Regions from separate parts of the Mus musculus genome. Here region 1 is linked to region 2. Evidence: chromatin contacts called from ENCODE Hi-C or POLR2A ChIA-PET data. All regions are on one chromosome and are shown on one strand. The core of a region is the stretch at or near the end of the contact, and the rest is flanking DNA. Distances in the headings are between cores, read along the strand shown. Region 1 holds the start of Cops8 (COP9 signalosome subunit 8). Region 2 holds the start of Ackr3 (atypical chemokine receptor 3).

Region 1 (4,117 bases), core at 437-2,936, 400 kb before region 2:
CTTCTCCTAGTGAGTCGTAAGACACACGATTATATGTATAATGAAGAAACTCAGTGTAGTTTCTGTAAAAATATCACAGTAGGTTTGGAACTGCACCAGGCCTCTATTCTCTAGCCCTCTCAAGCTCCTGCCTCCCACCCAGGAAGACTAATTCAAACATGTCTACCTCCCCTGGTTCTCCCAGTGTTCCTTCCCAGCCCCAGCTTTTTTGCTCCTACTGAGTACATATACAGTTGCTTTGGTTTTATTTGTTTGTTTGTTTAGATAGGGTTTCTCTGTGTAGCCCTGGCTGTACTGGAGCTGGACCTATAGACCAGACTGACCTCAAACTCAGAGATCTGCCTGCCTCTGGCTCCCAAGTGGGAGGATTAAAGGTGTGCGCCACCACCCAGTTTCTGAGTAAATATAAGTAAAAAGAAAAAAAAAACATGATTTTTTTTTTAAACTCCATTGGTTCTTGATGCTAATTTCTCACAAGAACTTACCATGTTTTTAGGTGTATGTAAGACATACACGACAAGAAAAATATCGAGCTTATTTATTCTTAATTATGACAAAAAGGGAAACAGATATAACAGGATTACAGTAAAAGACACCTATCTGCTGCATGTACTCCTGCATCATCTCAAGGAAGCTTTTCGTTTTAGGTAAAAGGTGCTACTTACATGTCGTTCTGGAGCAAGTACAAAGCTAGAAGCTGACCGTACACTGGCGGTGTGGCAATTCCTCCAGGAGCCTAGAGAGCGAAAAAAGAGGGGAAAGCCTCACTTCCTAATACACTTTCAGAAAAGAGAAAATGAAAACTTAAAAAGTAAGTTTTCCAGCACTACTATAGATGCAGAAAAATGCTTAGGGAAGTATCAAAGGTTAAAACCTGAGTTTAGATCTGTTGTGAGCTGTCATTTATCTGCAGTTGGATATCAGTTTCTTTCCATAGTCACAAATATGTAAGTGACATTACCTCGGAAGGTCAGGTCTCAAATTAAAAAAAAGGGGGGGGGGACTACTTCCAACAGGTTCTTAATGCACTATTTTTCTGGCCGTTATCTTAAAAGCTTAAGTAAGCTTAAGACAGAAGACTACCAAAAGGTAGTTATAGAGGCCTGTCTCTCTTCAATCTTTATTCATTCAGCAAGGTCTGCTAAAGGCTCATCCGCAAGCTGCTGCTGTCTCCTTTAGTCCGTGAGCCCCCGCCCTCCCTTTTTTTTTTCCTTTTTCTTTCTTTTTTATTTTTATTTTTTATTTTTGGGGTTTTCATAGTTCAAGCTGGCTTCGAATTCACCGGCAATCCTCTCGCCTCCGCCTGACGTGTGCCCACCGGAGTCCTGTGCCACTGCGCCCAGCCTATTTAGCGAACTTAACTTAACGTTACAAATGGAAGCAGCATCTCTTGATGAACCCGGAGTGTGCGCCCCGCAGGCCGCGGCCCGGCCCGTTACCCTGGAAACGGCGCCCACCCGACCGCCCCACCCTGCGGCGCTACCTCGAGTTCCTGGTTCTCGCACTGATCCAACAGCTTTCTGAAACTGAAGGCGTTGTCCGCCATCACCGCCACTGGCATCTTCCCGGCCGCTCTCGCCGCCACCACCTCTGCCAGACCAAAGCACAAGCTGGCCCTCGGGGCGTCGCGCCCGCGATGAGGTAAAGGAGCTGCCTCTCAGTACGCATGGGCGAGCGTGTCGTCACTTCCCGAGCGACGCCGTAGCGGAATACAAGGGCGGCGAGCGCTCTGCCCCAACGTCTCGGTGCTCTGGAGGACCCGCCCCAGGCTAGGACGAACCGGCTTTCTGAGTCAGAGCCCTGCGATCCGGAAGGGTTCGGCTGCGGCTCGGATTATCCGCACGGGGAAATGATAACGGGACTACATTTTTCCACAACCAAAGTTGCCGTGGGAGAACAGTAAAACCGTTGGACCTCCACGTGTTTCGAGAGCGCTGAACTGTACTTCTTCTAAGCTAAAGTGTTACATACAAGTCCAAGAAACTCCAAACCTGAAACTCTTCTTGGTTTGGGTTATGCACACACCCCTCTTCTAACAATTCACTTAGCAGCCTGACTCTCACCTACACCTACTATGCGCACGCGCACGCGCACACACACACACACACACACACACACACACACACACACCTTTTTCTGAAAAAAAAAAAAAAAAAATCACCTAGCAATTGTCAGCAAACCAGGACCCCTGTTCACAACCTGCATGGAACTGCATGCAGACAAACCCTCTCCAAGTAATGGGATAAGTTTCTTCGCTCTCTGCGGACCATCGAACAGATTCTATTCAGTAATAATCCAGTTAGGTGCATTATGAGGCCAGGAGGTCTGATCTAGCCTGAATTGGTTTTAGGTGCCTGCCCAGGAGGGTGAACCATGTCTTCTAAGTGAATTTGCTGAGAGAAACTCCTATTTACTGTCTTCTGCCTGTGCGTGCTTGTGAACGCTTTTGATTAAAATCAAATACATTTTAATAATAAAATTATTTAATAAAATTCAATAATTTTACATATTGAGACATGCACAATAGAAAAGGGAGGTAACATAACTAAATTGTTTTTTCTGTTTTTGTTTTGTTTTTGGTGTGTGTGTGTGTGTGTGTGTGTGTTTTGGTTTTTCGAGACAGGGTTTCTCTGTATGGCCCTGGCTGTCCTGGAACTCACCCTGTAGACCAGGCTGGCCTCTGCCTCCCAAGTGCTTGGATTAAAGGCTTGTGCCACCACTGTCCGGCAAAATTTTTCAATCAAAACAGAATGCAGTGCTCCTTAGCAATAAGACTCCTCTCAAAGCTCATAAAAACCCCAAACAGTAATTGGGGCTCTAGAGTATGCTGGCTCATGTGGCCAGCGGTCACTCTTGACAGCATATTTCTTTCTGATCTGTAGTATGGCTTTGCTTTTGCATAAAGTTTCCTTGCTACTTTGCAAACCTGGGTGCCTGAATTTCAGTTCTGGGCATGAGAGGTAAAAACACCCAGCCAGACCCTAGTCAGTGCTCAGACACAGCAAGCAATGGTCCGGACACCACACCTGCCCCCTGCTGTCTTCTCTGGCAGAACTGGAGACTGGAACACAGGCCTCGTGCATAGTTTTAGCACTGAGCTGTGCCCCCGGGTCTCCTTTTACTTACTGGTAGACAAGGTCTTACTAAGTAGCCCAGGCTGGCCTTGAACTTTTGGAAAAGCTCCAAACCTAACTCTCACTTCTCTCTCTGCCTGCCTCAGGCTCAGCAGACCAGCACAGTGTTATCACCTGTGTACCTGTGTACATCTCATGTGCGCGTGCACACATACACACATACACAGACACACACAGACACACCAGAGACACACACAGAGACACACAGACACACATACACACAGACACACACAGACACACACAGACACACACACACACACACACACACACACACACACAAGGTGAGTGAAGTCTTTCTAGCCTGGGCCAGTGGTGTGCCCGACCTTTCCTGGTCTCCTGATAAGCAAGTCCCCCTTCACTATTCCCTGCCCAACGTCTTTTCTTTGAAGCACACACCATACCTTTTTGTTCTTCTGCTCAAACGCATGTGAACAAAAGTTCCCATAAAGAAGCTATCCCTTACAGACTAATTGACTGACTGATTAACGTTTCAGGGGTTGGGAAGAGGTTGGGGGGTTGCAGGTTCATAGTATAATGGTACTTTATCCTGGCCTGTCTTCTGTTCCCTTGACAGCTAGCCCTTGCCCAGGTGTGTCTGACCTAATAGCCTTCTGACTGTTGAGCGAAACCATTTGAAATATCGTAACTCTATGGGCTCCTCCCTCCTTGGAACTGTGTACACATTGCTTACTCAATTATGCTGTGACTCACTTTCCTCCTGTGATATGGAGGCCTGCTGACCCTGTGCCATTTTTTCCCCCAGGAAGTTTTATGCTTGGAGTATGGAAGTCAACATTGGCATATAAAAGCAAGGAGCCTGGAAACCCCCTTCCCCACAAGGTTGACATACAGCAGAGTCCTGGCCAGCAGAATGTATGCACAGTCTGTGGTTAATGCACACTGAGCCTTTGACCTTTCTCCAGCTCTGCCCCACTTCATCTCTCAGAAGTGCATTTTTGCCTTACTGAACTCTCTCTTCTACT
Region 2 (3,918 bases), core at 134-2,633:
AACAGGGTTTTCATTTCATTTGGGGCAGGCTTCTATTCAGATGGGAGAAAGACGGGGACTTGGGGGCTTTATCCATTTACAATCTGCAACGAGCCAGGCACAAAAAAACAGAACCACCCCCATCCCTCCTTTCTGGTCCTATCCATTGAGCTCCACATTCTCCTGAACTAAATAAAGACCACAAAGCCAGCATCTGCTCCTTCAAAGAAAAACAAAGTTTCCATACTGGCCACAGCACAGACTGGGGTCTCAGGGATGCCACTAACCCAAGACACCTTTAAAAAGATGCTTGATCCTACCTCACATCGAAACAATTAATTAATCTGTTTGTGAGCAAATGAATGGAGAGACAGAGAGAGAAAGGGGAAGAGACAGCCAGTCTGCCTTTCACAGTGCCTCATTTTCCTAGTAGCTAGCAGCCAGGAGTCTTGGCTGACCAGGATCCCCTGACCTCAGAGTCTCCCTCACTCCCAGCCACCCAGTGAACCTTTATGCACCCTAACAAAAGTCAGCAACACTCACAGTTCACTTGGAGAGTAGATTTAAATTCAAATACTAGATTTCTTAGTGTCTGCTTTTTTTTTTTTTTGTCCCAATTGAAGTTGGACAACACTTTCTAGGAGAACAATAAATACTCAAAATTAGATTAGCAGGGGTGCCATGAAGAGATAAGATGAAGAGGAGCTAACATTCAATTTACAACTTCCAGAATTCAGGAGCTGTGAATTAATCCATCCCCACCCCCCAGAGCACGGAGTTTAAACTCATCCTAGACTCAGAATGCTCAGCCCAGTTGTCTGGTCCGCTGAAGGATGCCTCTGGGCATATCACATGCCTTTCTGGAAGTGCGCTTGTGGTTTTTACAGCCAATCTGATAACCAGAAGTAGGAGTGGGCAAACAGTGATGCCAAGCTCACCCCTAAGCTGGCTTTGGGCAACCTCAATGGGGCATCCCACATTCTCTGCAAAGTTTCCCTGCTTCCTGGAACTTAAGTACTCACAGAAACAAATCAGAGTCCAGTAGCAAACAAACATACACAGAGGTTTCCCTCCACAAATGACTGAACTCAGATCCCCCAAATCAGGAGCAGTAGCTTGCAATGCAGGCATGCAGCGTGCTTTGAGCTTTCCAATCCGGACCTGCAGGCTCTAAAGCCCCCAGCTCAGGGATCCAAGAGTTCTCAGAAAAAGCCCAGTTCTCGTAAGAACAGGAGTCCTGCCCCTTGCCGTAGTTGCTCGGCAAAGCTGTCGCAGAAGCAAGGCTTTCTTACTTACCTCAGGGCTTCCTGGGCTGTGGTTTGCCTTCCTGACGGTGAGCGCTGCAGGCTCCTTCAGTGCTGAGCAGTTTGTAGCAACTGAGATCTCTCAGGGCTCCGGACTTGCCTTTTATATACACTGCGGGAAAGTGCCTCTAGGTGGCAGTTTTGCAACCCTCGGCTCTCCTCCCGCCCCTCCTCTCCCACCACAGCGCGCAGGCATGCAGGCTTGTACAGGCGCACACGCCCTCCTGTAACCCTCTCTAGGTTGTTGTTTCCTGCACAAACACATTCTTGGGAGCCCTCAGATCCCTCCCTTTGCAAAGGCTAGATCCTATTGGGGGAAATGTCAGCAGAAGAAAAACCAAAAGAAGTCCTAGGACGTTCCAAAATGATAGAATATTGATCCAGTCTCAGGTATAGCTTTTAATAATCCCATGAGCACCGGGAGTTCCTTTGAATGCCTGTAGCTTCAGGGAAGACTTTGTTCCCAAGACAAATTACTCTGAACTTCTGAACTTCGATGTTGGTTTGTCAAGCTTGCTCTTTCTTTGTCGATGCCTCCTGGACAGAAGTCACATTTTGGAAAGGGGACGATTAATCGACCCTGTACCGCCATCACCCAGAAGTGAGGGAAAGTGCCTTTAGGTTGGATCCAGATTCTGCTGGAACTCTTACACAAAGTCCTTAAGGCCCTATTAAGACCGTGTTCCACGGAGTCGAGCAGTGCCAGTCACTGAAAAGGCCTTGTCGCAGGTGAGGTAGAGTCGTCATTGTGAGCTTAGCCAACTTTTATCGCAGTCCTCATCTTTATCAAAATCTACATTCTAATCGCGATGCACATTGCTAAGATTCCCTGTTTTGTTTTTTAAATGTGTCTCTTGCAATTCCCCATTTAGTAAAACTCAAGCACAAAATGACCCAATCTTTACTTTTAAAGCCGCGCCACTGTAACGCCTCCCCAAGTGCCCCCCACCCTCCAAAGGGCTGGTGGTCACTCTGCTCTCATGCCCCCCTGGGCCTCTGAAAGGCAGTTACAGCACCCACAGTTGAGGCGCGGGCTGTACGCAAAATCTGCCTTCACCAACACTTGCCGAGTCTATTTTCTAAGTCTCCGGAGAGTGACTGCTGAACACAGGAACCCGAGAACTTGGGGATCAGAGTCTCACGTAGGCTAGAGAGCTTCGGTCTAGGGAAAAACCTTAACAAAAGAAGTGGTTTGTTTAAACAGCCTTGCACTTTACTCCTGGCGGGGCAGATCCTGCTCAGTGAGCTCCTGAGGAGCACACCTGCTTTCCGGGCTGTGGGAGGGGTGTGTGTCTGCAAGGAGTAGTGTGAGATCTGGTGGGGGGTCATACGGCCTCCTGGGGAGTCTGTGACCTCAATGCAAGGGAGAGGCCCTGAGGCCTGTGGGCGGAGTCTGTGGCCCGGAGATGTGGTCTGTGGTCTCAAGGGTGGATCTGGGTCTAGCTAGAGGTGGGCGGTCCTACAGCCACAAAGACTGGTCTGTGGCCCCAAGGGGAGGGAGGTCTGAGTCAACAGGGAGGGTCTGTAAGAACAGGGAGTGTCCTATAGCATCAGGCAGGGACCTCTGAGGCCTCAGGGTCAGAAAAGGGTCTGGGGCCTCCGGACCCAGCTGGGCCGTACTACCCCAGGCCTTCTAGCTTTCATTCACTGAAGACGAGGCACTATTAGCAATCCGCCCCAGTTTGGGATGCCAAAGCGCCTGCGCATCGCAGCACGCCCAGGCCCGGGGCCAAATCCTCTGCAGGGAAGGTTCTTGACTGCCTTTGTCCAGAGCCCAGCACTGCCTGGGAGCAAAGCAGAGACCTGCCCTCGTGCGGCCATCCCAGGATGTCCACAACAGGGGCCGGCTCTGCTTCTCACCGCGACACATGGACCAAGGCGGACCTCAGAGAACTGGACTTCCCAGGGGGAAATGCGCTTGCTACAGCAGAGCCATATTGATGAGACCATGCACTTACTTGCTAAGAAAGAAGATGCAAAGTAATTTTTTAAAAAGTAAAAAAGTACACACCCACCCTGAGAGAGAGAGAGAGAGAGAGAGAGAGAGAGAATGAATCAAGGGTGAGCATGTAGTGTTTTCTAAGAAGGCATTGATGTTCCCCAGCTCCAGAAAAGATTGACTTGGTAAGGTTAAGCCTATTGGGCTGAGACACAGCATGAGGTCCTATTTAATGCCTCCATCCTTTGGCCAAGAGCCCACCTGGTGACCCACACAGATGACAGATTCAGTACACTGACCCAGCTGCCTGGAGCTCAGCTCTTCGGGTGCTACAGGCCTCTGGGTATCTCCCAGTCAGCTCCACCCCCTTCCATATACACCTAGGGTCTGAAGCCCATTCAGCAACAGTTCCCTCTGGAATCCGTTCTTGTGTTAGCATGCCATTACCTCCTGCCTGAATCCCACCCACTCAACACACTTTGACCCTTGAAGGGACAGGGCTGTAGCAAGCTGGGTCCTGCTCCCAGCCTGCAGAGAAAAGTGGAATAGTTGAAAATGTTGAGTTACTATGAATATGTCGGGAGATCTTCAAGCAGCTGGCCTGGGGACAAAGCATTATAATGTCCTTGTGCTGCAACCCAGGAAGACGCGTCATCTTCCAGTGGCCAGGCAGAACAGGAATGGACTGCTTCCTGC

What was found. Hi-C counts contacts between places; a loop is a spot of excess contacts on that map. ChIA-PET counts read pairs that join two places held with the same protein, here RNA polymerase II (POLR2A).
Region 1: POLR2A ChIA-PET joins it to region 2 with 15 read pairs in embryonic stem cell. The contact joins the promoter of Cops8 here to the promoter of Ackr3 in region 2. A Hi-C loop is called at or near these places in 5 of 37 maps with a recorded cell type or tissue (CH12.LX, Patski, adrenal gland and 1 more). POLR2A ChIA-PET finds 5 or more read pairs at or near these places in 2 of 5 experiments (Patski and embryonic stem cell).

What each region holds. Positions count from the first base shown.
Region 1 is chr1:90,600,994-90,605,110 of GRCm38, reverse strand. Cops8 (COP9 signalosome subunit 8) reads right to left here and starts at 1,686. Exons shown (of 8, transcript NM_133805.3): 1 at 1,484-1,686; 2 at 666-736. The coding sequence starts at 1,561.
Region 2 is chr1:90,201,445-90,205,362 of GRCm38, reverse strand. Ackr3 (atypical chemokine receptor 3) reads right to left here and starts at 1,383. Exons shown (of 2, transcript NM_007722.4): 1 at 1,276-1,383.